Regions from separate parts of the Homo sapiens genome. Here region 2 is linked to region 1. Evidence: chromatin loops called from intact Hi-C (ENCODE). Cell type or tissue: OCI-LY7. All regions are shown on one strand. Each heading gives the region's core, and the rest is flanking DNA. Links, peaks and the distances in the headings are about the cores only. Region 1 overlaps HOMER1 (homer scaffold protein 1). Region 2 overlaps JMY (junction mediating and regulatory protein, p53 cofactor).

Region 1 (12,128 bases), core at 1,478-9,477:
GTACAGGTAAGTTTGAGTGCCTTTGAAGAATGAGGCTAGAATGAAAAAATAGAGAATGAAAAAAGAGAGAAGACAGTTCATGAGGGTGTCTACTGAAAGCTATTGAGAGATTATAAACACGAAATAGTTTTGCTTTTTTCTTTCTTTCTTTCTTTTCTTTAACAGATAGGTTCTCACTATATTGCCCAGGCTGGTCTTGAAGTCTTGGCCTCAAGCAATCCTCCCACCTCAGCTTCCCGAGTTGCTAGGATTACAGGAGTAAGCCACCTAGCTCAGCTCCAGCTTTGCATTTTAGAAAGATAAATCTGGGCCACGTGTGGTGGCTCACACCTGTAATCCCAGTGCTTTGGGAGGCCAAGCTGGGCTGATCACTTGAGCTCACAAGTTCGAGACCAGCTTAGGCAACATGACAAAACCAAAATTAGTCTGGCGTGGTGGTGCACACCTGTAGTCCCAGCTACTTGGGAGGCTGGGGTGGGAGGCAGAGGTTGCAGTAAGCCAAGATCATGCCACTGCACTCCAATTTGGGTGACAGAGCCAGACCTTCTCATATACATGCACAAAATTTGGCAGCAATAAAAAGGAGGTGGGTTGGAGAGAAATACTGGACACAGGGAGACTAGTCAGAACCTTACTAAAGAATCGCAAATATTAACAAAGAGGATAGGAGTTTAGGGAACAGGATGAAGATGTGATAAAGGATTAAAGGTAAATTTAGGAAGCAGTATCAGCAGATAAGTAATAGATTGGATATAGGGCAGTGGTTCCCAAACTGGGGTGGGTTTGTTCCTCGGGACATTTCACAATGTCTGGACACAGTTTTGGCTGTCACAATGAGGGAAACTGCTATTGGCATCTAGTGGGTAGCATCCAGGAACGCCGCTAAACATCTACAATGCACAAGATAGCTTTCCGCAACAAAAAATTTTCCAGCTCAAAATGTTCATTGTGCCAAGGTTGAGAACTCCTGATGTATAAGACAAAGAAGGAATCTGAGTCTCCTGGGTTTCTACTTTGGGTAACTGAAAAGAAGACAGTCCCACTAGCAAGGATGGGCCACAGAAAGTAAAGTCTAAGATTGGGGAAGTGGAAGGGGAAGATGAAGTCAGTTTTGAAGGAGTTCAGATGCCTACAGGGTTTGGATGTAGAACTCTTGGGCCAGGAACTTAAAAACACTTGTTTGGAGCTCAGAGAAAACCAGGCTGGCATGCAGAGTTTGGGGAATCACCAGATTTTATGATGGGTATGTTTCAATACTAAGCATGTCCGTAATTTCCATTTAGAAAAAAGCTGTAGAAGAGGCAGTAGAGAAGCTATATCTAAAATCTTTAAGAGATTTACATATAACTGAACTCTTAAAAAGCTATCTTAAAAATCTAGCTCTTAATCTCTTAAAAAGACCTGTAATACATTTGAAATTGATTGTTCAAGTGTCCAGGTATCAAAGTTAATATCTTTTCATAAACTGTATAAAACTCATAAATAAAGGTTAGACACTGCTTTCTTTACAACAATTCACACAAATACTAACTGGATCAAACACCAGCATTTCCCGAAGTGTGTTTATATTGAACAACAGTCTGAGAAATGAATGGTCCATGTTCAAACAAGTTTCGCAAACACTGTGTTATATTCTAAAATATTTATAACGTACATTAGCATGTTAAAGGTTCTGAGAAGTTCTGCGGTAAAGAAACCAATCTAACACCAAATAATCCAGCATCTGGCAGATTATTTGACCTCAGAACTCTTTCATGTAATATATTTACATCTCCTAGGATTTATATTTATGGCTATGAGAATCAAAAGACAAATTCTGAGGTAAATATCTCACTGAAAGTTGGTCTGGATAGCTTACCATCTTTACTGATATTACTAATTATATTTATAATATAAAATTCAAGCCTTATTCAGTAACGACTACAGTATTATTTCTTAAACGGGTACTTGTTAAGAACACTCAAAGTAACTCTTCTAAGAAACTAAAAATTACTCTTTAAAAATTGCTCTAAAAATCAATTTTAAAGACAAATAGATCCATGCCGGGCGCAGTGGCTCACGCCTGTAATCCCAGCACTTTGGGAGGCCCAGGTGGGTTCATCACTTGAGGTCAGGAGTTTGAGACCAGCCTGGGCAACATGGTAAAACCCCATCTCTACTAAAAATACAAAAATGAGCCAGGCACGGTGTCGCATGCCTATAATCCCAGCTACTCAGGAGGCTGCGGCAGGAGAATCACTTGAACCCAGGAGACGGAGGTTGCAGTGAGCCAAGATCACGCCACTGCACCCCCAGCCTGGGCGACAGAGCGAGACTCCATCTCAAAAACAAACAAACAAACAAAAAAACCAGAAAACACACACACTTTAATCATAGAGCACTATCTATTCGGTAACTTCTTACATGAATAACCAGAACAGTAAGTAATTCAAACTACTTTACTGACATAAGAAAAGCTTACTGGAGTATTTTTCTGTTGATTCATAAACGAATTCTAGGAAATTGGTGTAACAATAATTCTCAAGTTCTTCATCTTGAGCTACAATTCTTTAAAAGTACTACATACAGTGATGGATGCTAAAACTTACTATGGATGTGGAAAACTGGAAGAATGTTAAGATAACCCTGAGAAAAAAGTAATAAAATCAGAATTTTATTTTAAAAACAAGACTTACTCAAACTCACTAGAGCTGACATAAAGAATTACTACATTTAGCTCTCAGGCATCTGCGTAATAAGAAAGAAACGAGGATCATAAAAAAACTAGAGCAAAACAAAAAACTATTTTCCAGGAGATACATAAGTTTTGGTCTAGAAAAAAAGCAGACAGTTAACATTCATCACTTGGATAGCTCTGATTTTTAAAAATCAATGATGATGCTGTTTTACAGTTACCAATGAAGTCTATACTTTCAAAAATATTATATGATTAACCAGTAAATCTTCATCCCAAGAGAGTGCAAAGGCATAGGTCCAATAAATACAATCAAACTCAAGGAAAGGAAGAGAAATTGTACATTTCCTGGTATACCTTTAATGCCTAGCTTAGAAGTATCCTTTTCAGATATGTAAGTACAAATGGCTACTGCAGCAAAGGAGATTATAAAGAAGGTTATGGTTTCAAATAATTTCCTTTCTTTTTAATTTTCCAAAAGAAAGTAGCCTGAAAGTATTCTAAGTATTCTAAGAAGTATTAGAAATAAGGCTGGTAATATTTTCCACTGAGGATTTGACTCTGCTGCAGACCCTGTTCGCTGACTATCTACCAACTGTTCTTCCTTGCTGCTCCCCAACAAACCTCAGATACTCTACCCTCTTCCATATGACTGTGAGCTTCGCTAAGGATAATCATGGCAATCCCATTCTTGCCAGAAGTTGGGTTAGGAATGGACCTCTGAAACAATTCCAAGAAATAACCAAGAAAAGTTTGCTAGAAACTTCTAGGTACACTCACAGACAGTACACATGTAAGAAGGAATATTCTCTGAAACGGTATGTTTGCATGTGACATCAGGACCTAAAGAAACCCTTAGTGCTGTGAGGGGCGCATACCTGAGACCAAAGCCAACATTCTCTGTCGATAATAGCATACGGAAAAACAAAGACTCTGGTTCCTTGATGATGTCACTGGACCAACAAATCACCTTATCTCCAGGCTTCTATATGATAATACGTTTGCTAATTGTTTCAAACAGTTGTCATTTAAAAAACTATGCAAATGAAAACTGAGGAAAGAGGCTTACTTACAATAAACTCTGCACTAACATGCCCCCCCAATACTGTAATTGGTGGCAGTTCAGAACTATACAAGCTACACACTGGTCATTCATTCACTTCATAACACCACCCCACAGTATACACAATTTGATTTTGGGGTCCCCATTTAAAATTGTAGAACCAACAGAGCAATTTATAAGAATAACTGCATTGAGATGGGTGGGAAGAGGAAGAAATGGAAAGGTAAATGTGGAACTGGCAAAAATTCACCACTAGTTGACTTTCTGCAATAAGGATTTAAAATCCAAAGCTTTCAATTAAAAAAATAGTAATATAAGAGCTTATTAGAGCTATGGAGGCAACCACTAAAAGAAATAAAAATTACATTTTTTAAAAGTAGTTGCTTCTGGGGATGGGGCTCAATTACTTCGCTTTCTTATCCTTTAGGTATTGTTTAATTTTTCTTAACCTTGTATAGGTATTAAAATATCTTTCTAAAATGGCACTGTGAAGAAATTACACTTACATAACAATTAACGATGGAAAATAATGCTTTAGGGGCCATTTTTGAAGACTGCCAAAGAATCAAAGAATGACAATTTTAACAGGTTGGAACTCAACTGAGAGGAATAAGGGAAAGTAGGAGAGGAGCGAAATCCAAACATGCCTAACTGTAGGACTACAGGTGCTGAAGGTACATCCAATTCCCGACAAAAACATCCCCCTTGATTTGAAGTAAACAGGAAAGTAAGACAAAAAACATTCTACCCTCAGCTTGCTTTTGGGTGACTGAAGTGGCAAGAGAAGCTGAACAATACTTGTTCAGGCCAAAATGAGAATGACAAGGATAAGTCCAGGAATAGACGGACACTAATTACCATTTAACTTGATAGGTAATGGCTGGAGAATTTAGTTTCAGTGCCACTATGAAGTGGCATAGCATGACTTTGGATGCAGCAGCTCAAGCACTGGAATTTCCTAGAAAGAATTATCCTGTACAACTTAATAATATAAATTGAAACTCCACACGATTATCAGGGAACTGGTTTAAATCTCACCACCTCCTCTCTTTCTCATACATATATCCTACCCCATGAAAAATCTCATTAAGATACCTGTTTTGATGCTGCTCAGAGATTATGACTGCATAATATAACATACTACCAACTGTATGTCCCTATGCCATGATATGTGTAATAAGCTGATTGCTTATACATACAATGTTCTTTTTTAAAAACCATATACGAACTTTGAAGAATGCAAAGGTTTTTCTGCTAATGGCTACCCAACACATAATTATACTGCAACAACTCCACCTAGTGATGAACCAAAAATATAGCAGGTGCATGTTTTTTAAAACCTGGAAGTTACTCTATAGCAAATACAAAATTGTAAAGTAACCTTGCTATAATAGAAGTATCGAGACTTCTGGAAGGATTTTTTTTTTTAATTGTATGATCTGGCCAGGCACAGTGGCTCACCTCTGTAGTCCTAGTGCTGTGGGAGGCCAAAGCGGGAGGATCGCTTGAGCCCATGAGTTCCAGACCAGGTTGGCCAACAGCAAGACCTCGCCTCCATAAAAAATTTAAAAATTAGCTGGCTGTGGTGGCACATGCCTATAGTCTCAGCTACTCAAGAGGATGAGGCAGGAGGATCATTTGAGCCCAGGAGTTGGAGGCTGCAGCGAGCTATGATTGTACACCACTGCATTCCAGGATGGGTGACAGAGCAAGACCCTGTCTCTTTAAAAAAGAAAAAAAAATGTATGATCTGAATTCCTTGATCTTTTAATCTGTTGGGTGAACACTGAAATTAAAGGTTTTAAAAAATAATTGTTTGCATTATAGTTATCAGAAATATTTTCATGACATTAAGTATTTAATTGATGTATTTGAAGAAAATATCAAATCTAAAATTTCCATTTGGAAATTAAGATTCTTAAATTATATAAAAATACACTTAAAGAGTAACAGTACTGTTTACATTTCTTCTTTTTTTTTTTTTTTTTTTTTTTTTTGAGACAGAGTCTCGCTCTGTCGCCCAGGCTGGAGTGCAGTGGTGCAATCTTGGCTCACTGCAAGCTCCACCTCCCAGGTTCACGCCATTCTCCTGCCTCAGCCTCCCGAGTAGCTGGGACTACAGGCACCCGTCACCACACCCTGCTAATTTTTTGTATTTTTTAGTAGAGATGGGGTTTCACCGTGTTAGCCAGGATGGTCTCGATCTCCTGTCCTCGTGATCCGCCGGCCTCAGCCTCACAAAGTGCTGGGATTACGGGCGTGAGCTACTGTTTACATTTCTTATATGTCACCTCTTACTTTAAGAGTAGTTTTTATAATCTATAGGACATGGTATTAGTTATTAAGAGATTTTAGTACTTACTCTTGGCCACTTTAATAAGTAGCTATAAAGTATTAAGGAATATGCTGAAATTCAGAGTAAAAAGCAAGCAACCTCATTCAATGCACATTTAAGCAACATCTTCAATGTTCAAAGAAACTTGCTTGGTATGTATTAAATAACTGCCAAGTGACTTTGTCCTTACCACCCATTAAAAACCCCATCCATTTCAGGTAAAATTTCAGTGTTTAAAAATATATCAAGTATGCCTGATAGATCACATTTAAAATTACATTTTTAGGCTGGGTGTGGTGGCTCATACCTGTAATCCCAGCACTTTCGGAGGCTGAGACAGGCAGATTGCCTGAGCCCAGGAGTTCAAGACCAGCTGGGCAATATGGGGAAACCCCATCTCTACAAAAAATTAGCCGGGCATGGTGGCGCACACCTGTGGTCCCAGCTACTTGACAGGAGAGATCACCTGAGCCAGGTAAGTCAAGGCTGCAGTGAGCTGAGATCGTGCCACTGCACTCCAGCCTGGCCAACAGAGGAGACCCTGTCTCAAAAATAATAATAATAATAATAATAATAAATAAATTACAATTAGAATTGATATGGCACATTCCATTTTACTTGACTTTAAATATTCTCCTCTTCCCAAATGATTTCCACTAACTCAAGCTAAATTCTGAGAACTGACAGTATATGCCTGGGAAATCTAAAGAAAGTAATCTCTTGTTAATAACTAGAATTTAATTATTGTTAATATAGGTAGTACTATTTGACCTATTGCCAAATAGGTTAAACTCCTGGCGTTTTATTAAAAATCTAAGTGATTTCCCAATAGACATCCAGTTCTTAAAAACTATTTTTTTTTTAGACAGAGTCTCACTCTGTCACCAAGCTGGAGTGCAGTGGCACAATCTCGGCTCACTGCAACCTCTGCCCCCTGGATTCAAGCAATTCTCCTGCCTCAGCCTCCCAAGTAGCTAGGATTACAGGTGTGCACCACCACACTTGGCTAATTTTTGTATTTTTAGTAGAGATAGGGTTTCACCATGTTGGCCAGGATGGTCTCGATCTCTTGATCTTGTGATCTGCCTGCCTCGGCCTCCCAATGTGCTGGGATTACAGGTGTGAGCCACTGTGCCCGGCCTTAAAAACTTTAAAAACAAATGAATTAGGCTGGGCGCAGAGGATCAGGCCTGTAATCCTAGCACTTTGGGAAGCTAAGGCGGGCGGATCACTTGAGGTCAAGACCAGCCTGGTCAACATGGTGAAACCATGTCTCTACTAAAAATAAAAAAATTAGCTGGGCGTGCTGGCAGGGGCCTGTAATCCCAGCTACTCAGGAGGCTGAGGCAGGAGAATGGCTTGAACCTGGGAGGCTGAGGTTGCAGTGAGCCGAGATTGCACCATTGCATTCCAGCCTGCGCAACAAGAGTGAAACTCCATCTCAAAAAAAAAAAAAAAAAAAAAACTAATGAAATGCTATAAAGGCCATTTAAGTGCTAATATCACCTTCAACGAACAATCATAATACTCTAAGGTACACTTTTCTACTTGCTACAAACTAAATGAGTGGATGTTCAGTCCATATAATATCTAAACAAATAAATATTCTAATAAGTAAACTCAGGATTGAAGAGAAAGATTCAGAGATACTTGAACAAAATGTTAACATTTGTGAAATTTGAAAAGTGGATATGTGTATAGTATTCCCTGTATTATTGTGAATATTTTAAATTGCTCAAAACAAACAATAAAACGTCACAGCACTTCTCTAGTTCTTATTGACAATGCAAAATTTGAATAATCGGCCACATTTTACTTTATATAATATAGGCCGGTGTTTTGTTTTGAGACAGGGTTTTGCCCTGTTGCCCAGGCTGGAGTGCAGTGGTGCGATCAGAGCTCACTTCAGCCTTGACCTCTCAGGCTCAAGCGATCCTCCTGCCTTAGCCTCCAGAGTAGCTGGGACTACAGATGAGCGTGCACCACCACATCCAGCTTTTTTTAGTTTCTAGAGATGGGGTTTCACTGTTACCCATGCTGGTCTCAAACTCCTGGGCTCATGCGATCCTCTCACTTTTCGGCCTCCTAAAGTGCTGCGATTAAAGGTATGAGCCACCATGCCCAGCCTAGGTCATTTAACTGCCACATAACAATACATGTTATGATTAGAATTACACTATCCAGTATGGTAGCCACTAGCCACCTGACCACTACGCATGTGAAATTCAGCTGGTGCAACTGAGAAAGTGAATTAATTTAAACTTTATCTGATACTCAGTTCAGTGTCTGAAAAGCTTTTAAATATATATGGAACAACCTGGGTATGTGAATCTACTTTTTCCAACAGAAATTTTATGAAATTTAAATTCAGATCAAGTATTTCCAATAAACATTTAACATTCAAATTGAGATGTGCTCTAAATGCAAAATACATAATGGATTTCAAAGACTTAGTATTTTTTTAAAAAATGTAATGTATCTCCATGACTTTTACATTAATCACTTTTAAAAAGATAGCATTTTGGATAAACTGTGTCAAAATATATAAAAATTGATTTTGACTTCCTTTTTAGAACCTTAAAACTAAATTTCAAATAACATATGTTGTTCACATCATATTTCTAGTGGAGAACGTTGGACTAGACAATATTTTCTGTAGCTATTTCCTTATCGACAGACATATAAGTAGTTCTCATTTTTGCACTGTTACAAAATAGCATTACAAACAATGTTCCTGTATGTTTTCTTGTGCACGCACACAAGAGATACACTAGAAGCAGAATTCCTAGTCATAGGGTATTGGTACAGGTCACAGCACCTGTACCAATTTACACTCATTAGTTTTATACTACACTCTCCTAACATTTGGTAATGTCCACGTAACATCTTTAATTTGTGCCAATTTTGGACATGAAATGGTATTTCACTGTAGTTTCAATTTGCATATGCCTGATCACTAGAGAGCTTAAGCAGCTATTCATGTATTTCTGGGCCATCTGAGCGCAACAAATTGCTATACTCATTTCTGAGCTTGTTTAAAACCTTATTTTAGCTCCAATAGTGAAAAAGACAGAATCTAAAATTCAGTACTCAAACGACATCTCATATATCCAATTCTAACCACATAAAGGTAAATTATGGTCCTTTGGTATAAAATTTAGGTTCTATTTTTCCATACCAAAGTGTTTCTGATACTCCTCTAAATTACTCCATTGTGAAAGGGTGAGCTGGTGGAGGTAATGGAGGAGTAAGTAAATGCATGTTAGTCAAACTTTTAACTTAGAGCTGCTTAAAATGTTTTCCTGGCTCAGCGTCAAAAAACAATTTACACAAAACATATTTAATGTTAAACTAGACGTCAAAAATAACACAATTCTATTGCCAAATAAGTTAAACTCCTGAGTGTTTTTCAAGCAGTAAATTCCCACTCTCTTTCTCTATGCATTTTTCTTTCCAACATCCCTCAGACTTGGAAGTGACTCTAACTTTCATTTGATCAAGTTTTGTCTAGTCACAGGTACTAATTACAGCTAAGTCTTTTCTACATGGTCCTCGAGTCATCTAGCTATAAGCCTACCAATGAATAGCACATCTGTTATTTTATGTATGGTAGTCATACAGTCTCAATTTCCCAAGATTATCCAGGTTTCATATTATTTTATTTTTATCTGTTGAAAAGGGGCTATATTAAGTATAATTAAATGTGACTTATAATTTGCCTTTTTTTTTTATTTTTAAGAGATGGGGTTATGTTGCCCAGGCCTAACTTGAACTCCTGGGCTCAAGGGATCCTCTCACCTCAGCCTCCCGCTGGGACATTGGACACAAGCTACCTCGCCCCACATTACTTTCAAATTTTGTCAGCGTTTCACGTAACAAAAACTATAGACAAAACTCTTTTGTCAGATAATGTCTCAATTTTGGGTTTTGCAAATATAATCCCTGTAGTGATGTGGTGTTTGTGCTTAGATGCATTAGCTCTATTTCATAAAAGTAGTGTTAATACAACCCAGTCACCATGGCATCATAGAAACCCAAATACATTTTCTGACTGTGAAAAGCAATTAACATTTTTCACTGACCAAAAATATAATACAGGAATACAATAATCTAAGTGGGAGGCCTTTTCCCTATTTAGCTTTCCTGAAAGTGAATTTTATTAGAGGTAGAGGGAGACTGACTTCTGAGCTACCTGAGAGAGGGAATCCTATAGATAAACGGGCATCTTAACAAGACAAGTTTACTACAGTGTTTTTCAAACCCTAGGTCACAATCCAGGGAGTCATGATCAATCTACTGGTCAACAAGGGGTATTTTTAAAAGTGAATGAAAATGTACAATATCAGAAGTGCATCATACATGGTGAGGACATATATCTTGTTCCAAGAAACTTTCAGCCACGTATTTATATATGCTTGTCACAATGTAAGATGCATTTTCTTCCCCCTGCAGATCATGGCCAAAAGATTTAAAGACCTGGGCATAAAAAATGCTTCTATTTAACCTTAATGAAAATTCTGTGAAGCAGATACACAACACCCATCTTATAGTATGAAAACAGCACTCCTGAGTGACTTAAAGTCACACAGCTAGCAAATGATATAAGCCTAGTTTCTAATGCAAATGAAAATAGAAATAAACCTAGTGGACATCAAAGAACTAAAATTAAAACCATGAGTTGTCTTTTTTTACCTGTCAACATAGAAATTTTTTAATGACTAAATTCAATGTTAGTCATTAAATTCAATGTTAGTGAGAACTTAAGGAAACCTGACACTTTCCAAAGCAGCTGGTGGGAGTATAAATTAGTAAAGTCTTTCTGAAAAACACCTTAGCAATGCATATCAAAAGCCACTATATAGCCATGAGAAAACAAAGTTGTAGCATATCCAGTGACATAAAATGTCCTATATAATAAAGAAAACAGTTTATAAATAAGTGGATACTGTATAAAAACATGTCTACAAAGCCTAAGGAAAAAAATACATGGAGGATACACTTACTTCAGCCCTTGCTCTGCCACTCCTTCTCTCAACACAGACACCAGAATGATCCTTCTAAAAACTCAACCTAGCATTGAAATACTCTAGGAAAAAAAAAGTGGGGTGGGGAGGCAGGATAAAGCAAGCACGACAAAATGCAGATGGCTGTTAAAGTGGGTTGGATGGTGAGTCCTTTTCTGTATATCTGGAACATTCAATAATATATAATTTTAAAATAATAAAACATAAGGTAGATCTTTCCTCAGAACTCCCCAATGGCTTCCCATCTCACTCACAGTAAAATACAAAGTCCTTAAAATGGCCTAAAGGAGGCCAGGAGCGGTGGCTCATGCCTATGCTATCCCAGCACTTTGGGAGGCCGAGGCAGGCGGATCACCTGAGGTCAGGAGTTCAAGACAGCCTGACCAACATGGTGAAACCCCGTCTCTACTAAAAATACAAAAAATTAGCCGGGCATGGTGGCATGTACCTATAATCCCAGCTACTCAGGAAGCTGAGGCAGGAGAATCTCTTGAACCTGGGAGGCAGAGGTTGCAGTGAGCCGAGATCATGCCATTTGCACCCCAGTCTGGGGAATAAGAGCAAAACTCCATCTCAAAGAAAAAAAAAAAAAAAAAAAAAAGAAAGAAAAAAATGGCCTAAAGGCCTTGTGCCAGTGTTTCTCAACCCTGGCTGCACATTAGAAATCAGCTTCCGTGGCCTGGGTGGGGAGCTCAGCATCAGTGGTTTTCAAGAGCCTCTAAGGTGATTCTCATGTGCAGCCAGGAGGGAGAGCAACTAGAGGACACAATCCCCTCCTCCCTGTCTTAACTTCATTTGTCCCTTGCCCTCTTTTGTTCCAGCCACAGTGGCCTTCCTGATGTTTCTCAAACATGCCAGGCACTGCCCCCATCAAGGCCTTTGCCTGGAGTGCTCTTTTCCTTCAGGTCTGCCCAGCATGTTCTTTTGTCTCCTCCAGGTCTTGGCTCAAATGTTACCTTCTCAAGTAGAGCCATTCTTGGTCACTCTATGTAAAAATTGCAGTCCCTTCCAGGACTCCCTCTTCCCTTTATT
Region 2 (12,128 bases), core at 2,259-10,258, 210 kb before region 1:
CGTATTTTCAGTCTCCCTTGACTCAAGATTGGGATCTTTCCCTTAAGGAAAGATGAATTGACTGGCCTTGAGTAGAGGCCATGTGGGGCAGTGGTTCCAGAGTTTGAGTTAGGCTACAGGGGTTCATACCTCACTTCTACTTTCCACTAGCTTAACTCTTGGTAGTAACTGAGCTTTCTGCCCGTGGTTCTTCATCTCTAAAATGGCATAATAACTATATACCTACATCATAAGATTGTTAGGAAGAATGAAAGAATGTACGTGAAGTGCCTAGCGTGGTATCTAATATAGAAACCGTCATAAATGTCAGCTGCTATTGTGATACTTTCTCATCTACTTTTTCCTGAAGCAACTCATACTGATGCTGGGTTCCTCCTAAACCCAAACTTGTTTGTACTAAAAACCGTGTTTGTAATGGAAGCTGGTGCTGTACAGGTAAAATATTTCCAAGCCAAAACAATGTCAAAACAACAAGAAAAATCTAACGGGTTGATCTTCAGCCTCCTGTACCCTCCATAGGAACTCCTAGTACGTGCTTTCCCAAGTCCCTTGTTGCTGCTTCGTGTATACATTATTATATTCGTTGACATCACAGGACAGGTGGTCCTTTTGATACAGTCAGTTAAAACGGTGATTCTAGTATTTTTTCTTGTCAATTTTATTGATAGCTCTTCTCCATTTTTTTCTGTATTTACCTTTACTTTGTTTGTAGGCGTCCCAGACAACCCTGATCACAATTGATTTGCAAATATTCCAGTTGAAATAACTATTAAAGAAATGGTAAGCATTAACCTCTGGAAGCCCTTAAAAATACCTTTAAATCTCCTTCAACAATTGTTTATTTAATAAATAGATCTTGTGTTAGGTATTTTTTAATTTTTAATTATTTTTCTTTTTTTTTTTTTTTTTTGGCATATGAAGTAAGAGCTATCCAGGTGCTTTTAACAGCCTCTCACACTTCACTAGAAATTTTACCCCACTATTAATTCTTTCTAATTATACCTACTTTTTTTTTAATGTTGGCATTTCTGATTAGTATTTTCATACTTACTCTAGCAAGATGTTGTATTTTAATATCTTTCATTGCACTTTTACATGTTTACTGTGGTTTGGGGTAGCTTTGCAAAGTCTAACCATAACTTAAAATATTGTCTATGGTAAAAAACAAAGTTAAATGTGCCTTTAGGGTACAATATATTTAATAATTGAGAACTGCCTATAATTCTTCACTTTTATTTCATTAGTGTGATTTTCAAAGGATCCAGATTTATATTTCTTAAGAAGAGTATGTAGGTATTTGTATATGCTGATTTTTTTAACAAGCCAATTTATTTGACTGTGGAGGGTGGGGAGAAAGATTGGAAAAAAGTCAAGTTATTTGAAAATGCCCATTCCTGTTTGGTTGGGAAGGAGGGAAAAATGAATGTGATTTAAGATAGCTGGGCATATCTGTAGTTATTTCTTTATTATAAATATATTTTATTATACTTTGAGACAGAATATCCCTCCATCACCCAGGCTGGAGTACAGTGGCACAATCATGGCTCATTGCAGCCTCAACCTCCTAGGCTCAAGTGATCCTCCCATCTCAGGCTCCTGAGTTACTGGGACTACAGCCATGCGCCACCATGCCCAGCTAATTTTTAACTTAATTTTGGGGGGTACATAGTAGGTGTATATATTTATGGAATACATAAGATGTTTTGATACAGATATGTAATGCATAATAATCAAATCATGAAACATAGGGAATCCGTCCCCTCAAGCATTTGTCCTTTGTTTTGCAAACAATCCAATTACACTATTAAATTATTATTGACTGTTGTCACCCAGTTATGCTATCAAATACCGGGTCTCATTCATTCTATTTTTTTTTTTTTTACCCATTAGCCGCCCCCACCTCCCCCTCAACTTCCTTCCTACCCTTCCCACACTCTGGTAACCATCATTCTACTCTCTATTTCAATTGTCTATTTCAATGAGTTCAATTGTTGTGATTTTTATTTTTTTATTTTTATTTATTTATTTATTTTTTGAGACAGTTTCACTCTTGTTGCCCAGGCTGGAGTGCAATGGCAAGATATCAGCTCACTGGAACCTCTGCCTCCTGGATTCAAGCGATTCTTCTGCCTCAGCCTCCCGAGTAGCTGGGATTACAGGCATGTGCCACCACGCCCGGCTAATTTTTTGTATTTTTAGTAGAGATGGGGTTTCTCCATGTTGGTCAGGCTGTTCTTGAACTCCCGACCTCAGGTGATCTGCCTGCCTCGGCCTCTCAAAGTGCTGGGATTACAGGCATGAGCCACCATGCCCAGCCTTTTCTTCTTTTTGATATAGGCACTTATAGCTATAAGTTTCCCTCTTGGTACTGCTTTTGCTGTATCCCATAGGTTTTGGTATGTTGTGTTTCCATTATGATTTGTTTTAATAAATTTTCCTTCTTAATTTCTTCATTGACCTACTGGTCATTCAGGAGCATATTGTTTAATTTCCATGTATTTGTATAGTTTCCATAATTCCTCTTGTTAGTGATTTCTAGTTTATCTCATTTTGGTCAGAGAAAATGCTTGATAGTCAGGTTTTTTTTTTTTTTTTTAATGTTTTAAGGCTTGCTTTGTGACATAACATGGCCTATCCTTGAGAGTGATAGATATGCTAAGGAAAAGAACATGTATTCTGTATCTGTTGGATGAAATGTTCTGTAAGTTTTTGTTAGGTCTGTTTGACCTATGATGCAAATTAAGTCCAGTGTTTCTTTGTTGATTTTCTGTCTGGAAGATCTGTCCTGCGCTGAAAGTGGGATGTTGAAGTCTCCAGGTATTACTGTATTGAGGCCTCTCTCTCTTTAGCTCTAATATTTGCTTTATATGTCTGGGTGCTCCAGTGTTAGGTGCATATATATTTAAAATTGCTATACCCTCTTGCTAAATTGACCCCTTTATCACTATATAATGACCTTCTTTGTCTCTAGTTGTTGTCTTGAAATCTATTTTGTCTAAGTATAGCTATTCCTGCTTTGTTTCCATTGACATGGAATAACTTTTTCATGTATGTCTTCATAGGTGAATGTGTTTCTTGTAGGTAACAGATCATTGGGTCTTGTTTTTTAATCCATTCAGTCCATCTGTGTCTAACAATTGGAGAGTTTAGTCCATTTGCATTCAGTGTTATTGATAAGTACCTTATTCCTGCCATTTTGTTGTTTTCTGTTTGTTTTGTGGTCTCCTCTCTCTTTCTTCATGTCTTTTATTGAAGGTGATTTTTTCTGGTGATACTATTTAATTTCTTGATCTTTTTCTTTTTGCGAATCCATTGTATGTTTTTTATGTTTTTTGGTTTGAGGTTACCATGAAGCTTGCAAATACTATCTCATGACCCAGTATTTTAAGCTGATAACAACTTACCACTAATAAAGACTCTAATCTTAACTTTGTCTCCCCACTTTTTAACTTTTTGTTGTTTCTTTTGTTGTTGTTGTTGTTTCTATATATCTTATTGTAAGTTGTCTAACCGTTATTTTTGATTGGTTCATCATTTAATCTTTTTTTTTTGGAGATGGAGTCTCGCTCTGTCGCCCAGGCTGGAGTGCAGTGGCGCAATCTCGGGTCACTACAACCTCCGCCTCCTGGGTTCAAGCGATTCTTCTGCCTCAGCCTCCTGAGTAGTTGGGATTACAGGCATCCGCCACCAAGCCCAGCTGGTTTTTTGTGTTTTTAGTAGAGATGGGGTTTCACCGTGTTAGCCAGGATAGTCTTGATCTCCTGACCTCATGATCTGCCCACCGCAGCCTCCCAAAGTGCTGGGATTATAGGCGTGAGCCACCGCCCAGCCTGGTTCATCATTTAATCTTTCTAAGATAAGAGTAGCTTACACACCACAGTTACAGTGTTATAATCTGTTTTTCTGTTTACTTACTATTATCAGTGAGTTTTGTACTTTCAGATGATTTTTCTTTTTTGAGACAGGGTCTCACTCTGTCTAGGCTGGAGTACAGTGGCATGCAGTGGAGTGCAGGCTCAAGCAGTGCCCCCATCTCAACCTCCCTAGTAGCTGGGGCCACAAGTGTATGCCACCACTCTTTATTTTTTTGTAGAAATGGGGTTTTGCCATGTTGCCCAGGCTGGTCTCGAAATACTGGGCTCAAGTGATCCACCCATCCTGTCCCCTGAAAGTGCTGGTAGATGACTTTTTTTTTTTTTTTTTTTTAAAGACAGAGTCTTGCTCTGTCACACAGGCTACAGTGCAGTGGCTTGATCTTGGCTCACTGCAACCTCCTCCTCCCAGGTTCAAATGATGCTCCTGCCTCAGCCTCCTGAGTAGCTGGATTACAGGTGCCCACCACCACGCCCAGCTATTTTTTTTTTTTTTGTATTTTTAGTAGAGACGGGGTTTCGCGATGTTGGGAAGGCTTGTCTCAAACTCCTGACCTCGTTCGTGATCTGCCCGCCTCAGCCTTCCAAAGTGCTGGGATTACAGGCATGAGCCATCACGCCCCAGCTTGGTAGATGACTTTTTTATTGCTCATTAATGTCCTTTTCTTTCTGATTGAAGTACTCCCTTTAGCATTTCTTGTAGAGCAGGTCTGGTGTTAATGAAATTCCTCAGCTTTTGTCAGGGAAAGTCTTTATTTTCTCCTTCAAGTTTGAAAGGATATTTTTGCTGGTATTCTATTCTAGGGTAAAAGATTTTTCTTTCAGCACTTTATGTCATGCCGCTCTCTCCTGGCCTGTAAGGCTTCTACTGAAAAGTCTGCTACCAGATGTATTGGAGCCTCATTGTATGTTATTTGTTTCTTTTCTCTCACTTCTTTTAGGATCTTTTCTTTATCTTTGACTGTTGGAAGTTTGATTATTAAATGCCTTGTAGTCTTTAGTTAAGTCTTCTTGGTGTTCTATAATAACCTTCTTTTACTTGGATATTGGTATCTTTCTCTAGGTTTGGGAAGTTCTGTGTTATTATCCCTTTGAATAAACTTTCTACCCCATCTCTCTACCTCCTCATTAAGGCCAATAACTCTTAGATTTGCCCTTTCGAGGCTATTTTTTAAATCCTGCAGTCACACTTCATTGTTTTCTCTTTTTTTTTTCCTCTTGACTGTATTTTCAAATAGTCTGTCTTCAAGCTCACTATTTCTTTCTTCTGCTTGATCAGTTCTGTCATTAAAAGCCTCTGATGCATTCATTCTTCAATATGCCAATTGTGTTTTTTAGCTCTGGAATTTCTGCTTGGTTCTTTTATTTCAATCTCTTTATTAAGTTTGTCTGATAGAAATCTGAATTCCTCCTCTGTGTTATCTTGAAATTCTTTTAGTTTCCCCCCAAAAAAGCTACTTTGAATTCTCTGTCTGAAAGGTCACATATCTCTCTCTCCTTTTTTTTGAGACAGGGTCTTGTAGTGGTGCCATCTCGACTCACTGCAACTTCCACCTCCCAGGTTCAAGGGATTCTCCTGCCTCCGCCTCCTGAGTACCTGGGATTACAGGCACCCACCACCACGCCTGGCTAATTTTTGTATTTTTAGTAGAGATGGGGTTTCGCCATGTTGGCCAGGCTGGTCTGGAACTCCTGACCTCAATTGATCTGCTTGCCTCGGCCTCCCAAAGTTCTGGTATTACAGGAGTGTGCCACTGCACCTGGCCACATATCTCTGTTTCTATAGGATTGGTTCCTGGTGGCTTATTTATTAATAGTTCATTTAGTGATGTCATGTTTTCCTAGATCATCTTGGTACTTGTAGATGTTCATCTGTGTCTGAGCATTGAAGAGTTAGGTATTTACTGTGATCTGCACTGTCTGGGTTTGTTTGTACCTGTCCTTCTTGGGAAGGCTTTCCACATATTCTAAAGGACTTGGGTGTTGTGATGTAAGCTGTATCTGTTTTAGGGGACACCCCAAGCCCAATATTGCTGTGGTTGTTGCAGACTCATAAAGGTACCACCTTGATGGTCTTGGTCAAGATGTGAAAGAATTCACTGGATTACCAGGCAAAGACTCTTGTTCTCTTCCCTTACTTTATCCTTAACAACAGAGTTTCTCTCTCTGTTCTGAGCCATCTAGACCTGGGGGTGGAGGGACACAAGCACTCCTGTGGCCATCACCACTGGGACTGTGCTGAGTCAGACCTGAAGCCAGCACAGCACTGGGTCTCCCCCAAGGCCTGCTATAACCACTCCCTGGCTACCGCCTACGTTCATTCAAGGCCCTAGGGCTCTACAATCAGCAAGTGGCAAAGCCAGCCAGCCAGGCCTGTGCCCTTCCCTTCAGAGGGAAGAATTCCCCCAGGTCCCTGATGGGTCCTTTCTGGAAGCCAGGGACTAGAATCAGAAACCTTGGAAGTCTACCTGGTGTTCTATTGTATGGCAGCTGAGCTGGCACTCACACCACTAGGTGGAGTCCTTCCCACTTTTCCCTCCCCTTCCCAGTGGCAGAGGAACCTCATCCCAGAGGAACAAGCCCAGGGGGAGTACTGGCAGACTGCTGCTGATGTTCCCTTCAGGCCCAAGGGCTCTTAAGTCAGTTTGTGGTGAATGTTGCCTGGCCTGGGACTCACCTTTCAACCACCCTTCAGGGCAGTAGCTTCTCCTATAGTCCAGGGCAGGTTCAGAAATGCCATCCAAGAGTCAAGTCCTGGAATCAGGGACCCCATGAGCCCACTTGGTGTTCTACCCCACCGTGGCTGACCTGATAGCTAACCTGGTGCCAGGAATCAAGCAGAAGTAGTCTCGCCCCACCCCATAGCTACCACAGCTGAGAATGTGCAGAGTCTCGTAAAGGGTAATTTGCATCATCTTGCTCTGTCCTATTCCCCTTAGCTAACTTAAAAAATGTTTTTTAGGGATGGAGTCTGTGTTATCCAGGCTGGTCTCGAACTGTTGGCCTCAAGTGATTGTTCCTTTTTGGCCTCCAAAAGTGGTGGGATTACAGACCTGAACCACTGCACCTGTCCTTCTTTCTTTCTTTTCTGCACCTGTTCCCATTGTGCTGACCTTCCTGCCTTCCTCCCTCCCCCACCCTTCCTTTCATTTCTTTCTTGCTTGACAGGTTCTCCATCGCCTAGGGTTGCGATCATAGTTCACTGCAGTCTCAAGTCTTGAGCTCAATTCATCCTCCCACCTCAGCCTCCCTAGTAACTAGCCGATATTACAGGCATGAGCCACCAGGCCCAGCCATAGCCAAGCCTTTTAAATGCATTATTTGCTGAAGTCACTATACACAGTCCTATTTTTGCTCCATTATGTACACCATCACCACTGCCTTTTTTTTTTGGTTAAGTTCCACATTCCTTATTTTATTATTATTATTATTTTATTTGATTTTATTTTTTTTTTTGAGATGGAGTCTCACTCACTCTGTCACCCAGGCTGGAGTGCAGTGGTGCGATCTCGGCTCACTGCAATCTTTACCTCCCAGGTTCAAGTGATTCTCCTGCCTCAGCCTCCCAAGTAGCCGTGATTACAGGCGTGAGCTACCATGCCCGGCTAAGTTCCATACTTCTTTCTAGGTAGGGCCAGATCAGGTCCCTTCCCTATAGAAAGTCATTTCTGACCACTGTAAGAAATCAGAGGCTGGACATGGTGGCTCATGTCTATAATCCTAGTACTTTGGGAGGCTGAGGTGAGCGGATTGCTTGAGTCCAAGAGTTCAAGAGCAGCGTGGTGAACATGGTGAAACCCTGTCTCTACAAAAACTACAAAAATTTGCCAGGCATGGTGATGTAAGCCTGTGGTCTCAGCTGCTTGTGAGGCTGAGGTGGGAGGATCACCTGAAACCAGGAATGTCGAGGCTGCAGTAGGCCATGATTGCACCACTGCATGCTAGCGTGGGCAGCAGCGTGACCCTGTCTCAAACAAACAAGAAAAAATCAGAAATTGTGTTAGAAATTCAGAAATCAAAGAGGCTTTATGTTGACAGCTGATATCATCCATAACTGCCACCCTGGTTTTTCTCTTTACGGACCCCTCATGCCCCTTAAAGTGCATTGTAAGTCCCTAAGAGATGAAAACAGATTATCTTTTTTTTTTGGAGACGGAGTCTTACTCTTGTTGCCCAGGCTGGAGTGCAGTGGTGCAGTCTCGACTCACTGCAACTTCTGCCTCCTGTGTTCAAGCAATTCTCCTGCCTCAGCCTCCTGAGTAGCTGGGATTATAGGCATGCACCCCAACACCTGGCTAATTTTTGTGTTTTTAGTAGAGACAGGGTTTCACCATGTTGGCCAGGCTGGTCTTGAACTCCTAACCTCAAGTGGTCCGCCTGCCTCAGACTCCCAAAGTGCTGGGATTACAGTCATGAGCCACTGTGCCCGGCCTTTGATTTTTTATACATAACATGTATGTACAGAGTGTGTATGTACATTTTAATGAGAGGTATGTATTTTCCCAGGGGTAGAACACAGTCAAATTTACTGAAATTTACTACTTATCTACAAAGGAAAGAATCTGAAAATCATTTTAAATATCAGTTTCTACAATATTTATCTTTGAACTAAAAAGAAATAAAAATATCAGTTTGGAGCATTACTTTATAAATTCAGATATTAGGGCTTTTTTTGTTTTTGTTGTTTTTTTTTTTTTTTTGACAGGGTCTCCCTCTGGCTGGAGTACAGTGGTGTTACGGGATCCTTGGGGTGTCGCCTCACCAGCCAGAAACTTGTGTGGCCAGTGGTGCCTTTGCCTGAGTTTTCCTCTGGCCTGCTGGGCTCATTCTACCCACTCAGCCTGGCAGGCTGTGCTCAGCTCCTGCTACCAGTCTGGGTCCCATGCCTGCCAAGGGAGAGCCAGTCATGGAGCGGTGAGGGGTGTGTTAGTGAGCGTGGGGTCTGGCCACTGCATACAACCAGGCACTCTGGCGGTGGTGGGGCGGGCAGCTCCAGGTGCCAGTACTGGCACCAGCTCCCTATGAGGCTGTGGCTGGACCAGGGATACCATAAGCAGTTTCCATGGCTGACACCAGGGAATGCAGTGTGGTGCCTGGAAGCTTGGAGACTCCAGGAACTGCAGCGCCTTAAAGAGGGTGTCACCGCTCTGGCTTGGGGAGCTCCTAGGTCTGGGCTCCCCAGAGGGCCACAGCTCTTCTGTCCTCTTGTTGGCTGTAACATTGTGGGCAAGGGGTGTTTCAGCCCTGTTTGTGTTACAGCTCTTTTAGCCCTGCCATTCCCTGGGTCTTGAGTTCTTGTCCTGCATCCAGCAAGAATGAAGTACACAGACAAGAGACAAGTGGAGAGTGAGCAAGACAAAGAGGAGCTTTATTGAGCAATAGAACAACTCAGAGGAGACCTGTAGTGGGCAGCTCCTCTCCGTAGCCAGCATGTCCCGATGAGTGTTCAGCTTTCAGCAGAGAGGGTAGCTCCTCTCTGAAGCTGGTTGTCCCATCATTTCTTCAGCTCTCAGTAGAGAGGGTAGCTTTTCTCTGCTGGGCAGGTCATCCCGACGAGTGTCCAGCTCTCAGAAGAGAGGGTAGTTCATCTCTCCAGCTGGCTATCTGGTCGTCTCTTCAGCCCTCAGCAGAGAGGAGACCCTGGGGTGGGCAGCTTCTCTCTGCAGCTGCTCTCCCATCATCTGGCTGAATATGGGGCTTTTATGGGCCTCAGGGGAGGAAGTGTGTGCGAAATGGTCCGTGGGCAAACATGGGCGGGCCTGGAAAAGGCACCACAAGTTCCCACCCCAGTCAGTAGGATCAGCAGTCTGACACCCAGGCTTCAGGCCCTCCCCGACTTGAAGGTGGTGCTTCACCAAGGACTCACCCACTCCTGCCCAGGAGCTTGTCTGCCTCCTGCTGCCATTTATGGTGCCCAGGCTGTTTGTGCCAAGGAGTGTCTGTGGGCCAGCGCTGAGCTGCCCTCAGCACCCCCTTGGCCTCTCTTCTGTGCTCATTGGTGCCCAAAGTCCGCAGCAGGCTGAAGTGGCAGGGGCTGGTGTGTCAGCACTGCCCCCGAGCCTGTGCACACCCAGCCAGGTTGTGACAGACCTAGGGTTGGCCTCAACTTTGCCTTGTGAGTGGAACAGGCGCTGATATTGAGGAAAGTCCAGGCAGTGGGAGCAGACACCTCCGAGCCTGCAGGGGCAAGGTGGGGCCTTCCCAGGCCCCGGAGAGTGCAGAGATGCCTGGATCTGCAGCTGTAGCTTGGGCAGCTGTAGCCACCCCTGGGAGGGTGGGAATCCTGCATGCCCCTGGCTCCCACTGGCTCCATGGAGCATGGCATATGCACATCCTGGGCCCACCTCTGCCTCAGGGCCCCTCTCTGCCTGCCCCTCAGTGCCCGACTGTACTGCTACCCTGCTGGCAGGCAACTCAGCCTGGCCCCATTGCAGTGTCTCCCAGGACAGTGGTCGAGGTACAGGTGGCATGGCAGCCCTGGCCAGCGCCACACAAATGAACCTGACGCACCCAGGGCTGGCCTCACAAGTCCTAGCTGTACCCTTCAGCCAGGTGCTCACAGACCCTTGGGATGCGGTAGGAAGCAAGGTTGAGGCTGTGGCGGAGACTCCAGGCCTGGGAGTGGTTCCTGCCTGGCCCTGTGATGGTGGGGGTGGTTCAGTCAGGTGCCTCCAGGACATGGGGCACAGGAAACCCACTGCCACCACTGCCGCTCCCACAGCTGCTCTTGCCACCACCGCTTATGCCTCCCCACTGCAACTGATGTGATGGCAGCAGCCAGTCTAGATGGCCCGCCACTGCCATGAGTGGCTTGATCTTGCCTCACTGCAGCCTCAACCTCCTGGGAGCAAGCGATCCTCCCACGTCAGCCTCCTGAGTAGCTGGGAATATGGGCATGAACCACCATACCCAGCTGATTTTTGTGGGTTTTTTTTTTTTTTGTAGAGACGGGGTTTTGCCATGTTGCCCAGGCTGGTCTCAAACCCTTGAGCTCAAGTGATCCACCCACCTTGGCCTCCCAAAGTGCTGGGATTGCAGGCATGAGCGACCACACCTGGCCCCAGATTTTTTTTTTCTTTTTTGATTTCATGTCCCTTGAGTCTTTTTTTTTCTCAGATTTTAGTATTAACAAGTAATAATTAGCAGGAATAATATAAAAATAATTCAGTAGTTTTACAAAGCAAGAACAGAGATGGGCAGTGTAAATGTGGAAATGTATGGCACTGGTCCTTATTTCTCAGTAGGGGAAACAGACCAAATGGACCTAAAGGCAGTTCCCAGGGCCACAGATGCAGTATCATTGCTGGGGTAGGTTCCTTCCATCCAAGTATCCTAAGTCACTCCCTTTCACAGTAATTATTTGCATGTTTTAATAATTAATGGTAAAGATATTACTTATAGATTTTGTGAAAGGAAAATAAATCTAGGGACCCCAAACTCATTAAGCCAAAGGGAAAAGTTAAGCTGGGAACTGGGTCACACAAACCTGTCCCTTTTGGTTCCTAAATAAGATGGCTACAAGATGAAAAGCTACATGCTTCCGCCATATTTTGCCCACAAGCAAATTCATAGTGAGCTCCAAGATCTTTACCCTGAGGTTTTTCTGCTAAAATTTTACCATGGCAATGTAAATTGATAGCATATCCTTACAGGTGCAGTCACCCCCCTGCCCACCAGACAAATGCATATCTGATTGTTCTCCTGCCCCATTTTGTTTGGGTTATCTTATGTAAAAGTGCCGTCTCTACAAATAATAATAATAATAATAATCAAAAAATTAGCCAGGCATAGTGGCACGTGACTGTAGTCCCAGCTACTCAGGAGGCTGAGACAGGAAGATCACTTAAGCCCTGGAGGTTGAGGTTATAATGAGCCATGATGGAGCCACTGTACTCCAGCATGGGTGAAAAAGCGAGAGGCTGTCTCTAAAAAAATAAAGTGCAGATTCACTGGGCCAGACAAAGGCGTGAATTACTATTTTCCCTAACCCCCCTTACATGAAAATTGTGTACTTCTCAGTAACCTGCCCTTTCCCCTTTAAATTTGGAGCCCTCAAAATTATCTTCAGAGAAAGGCGTAGACCTGTCTCCCGGGCATATTTCCTTAACTTTGGCAAATAACCCTGCTGGGATTACAGGCGTGCACTACCATGCCCGGCTAATTTTTGTATTTTTAGTAGAGACAGGGTTTCACCATGTTGGCCAAGCTGCTGTCAAACTCCTGGCCTCAAGTGATCTGCCCGTCTAGGCCTCCCAA

Evidence for each region. Peaks named below come from ENCODE experiments on the same cell type or tissue, not always from the same donor. Only the 100,000 strongest peaks of a DNase experiment are listed, where the experiment ranks them.
Region 2: a loop joins it to region 1, with 10 times the contacts of the local background. A loop is called at or near these places in 15 of 110 quality-filtered maps.

Annotation. Positions count from the first base shown.
Region 1 is chr5:79,459,877-79,472,004 of GRCh38, forward strand. The region is part of intron 1 of HOMER1 (homer scaffold protein 1); the gene reads right to left. LOC107986426 (a long non-coding RNA gene) reads right to left here. Exons shown (of 3, transcript XR_001742758.2): 3 at 8,133-12,128. Among named protein-coding and RNA genes, the nearest start is that of HOMER1, 48 kb to the right of the region's middle. In OCI-LY7, for the core only: CTCF peaks have their summits at 5,046 and 5,245; a DNase peak (open chromatin) is centred at 5,015.
Region 2 is chr5:79,249,759-79,261,886 of GRCh38, forward strand. The region is part of intron 1 of JMY (junction mediating and regulatory protein, p53 cofactor); the gene reads left to right. Among named protein-coding and RNA genes, the nearest start is that of JMY, 20 kb to the left of the region's middle. RefSeq lists enhancers at 5,618-6,406, 8,350-9,011, 9,672-10,331, 11,546-12,083, 12,084-12,128. In OCI-LY7, for the core only: CTCF peaks have their summits at 6,398 (motif pointing right) and 6,603; a DNase peak (open chromatin) is centred at 7,003; H3K4me3 peaks cover 737 bases; H3K27ac peaks cover 1,752 bases.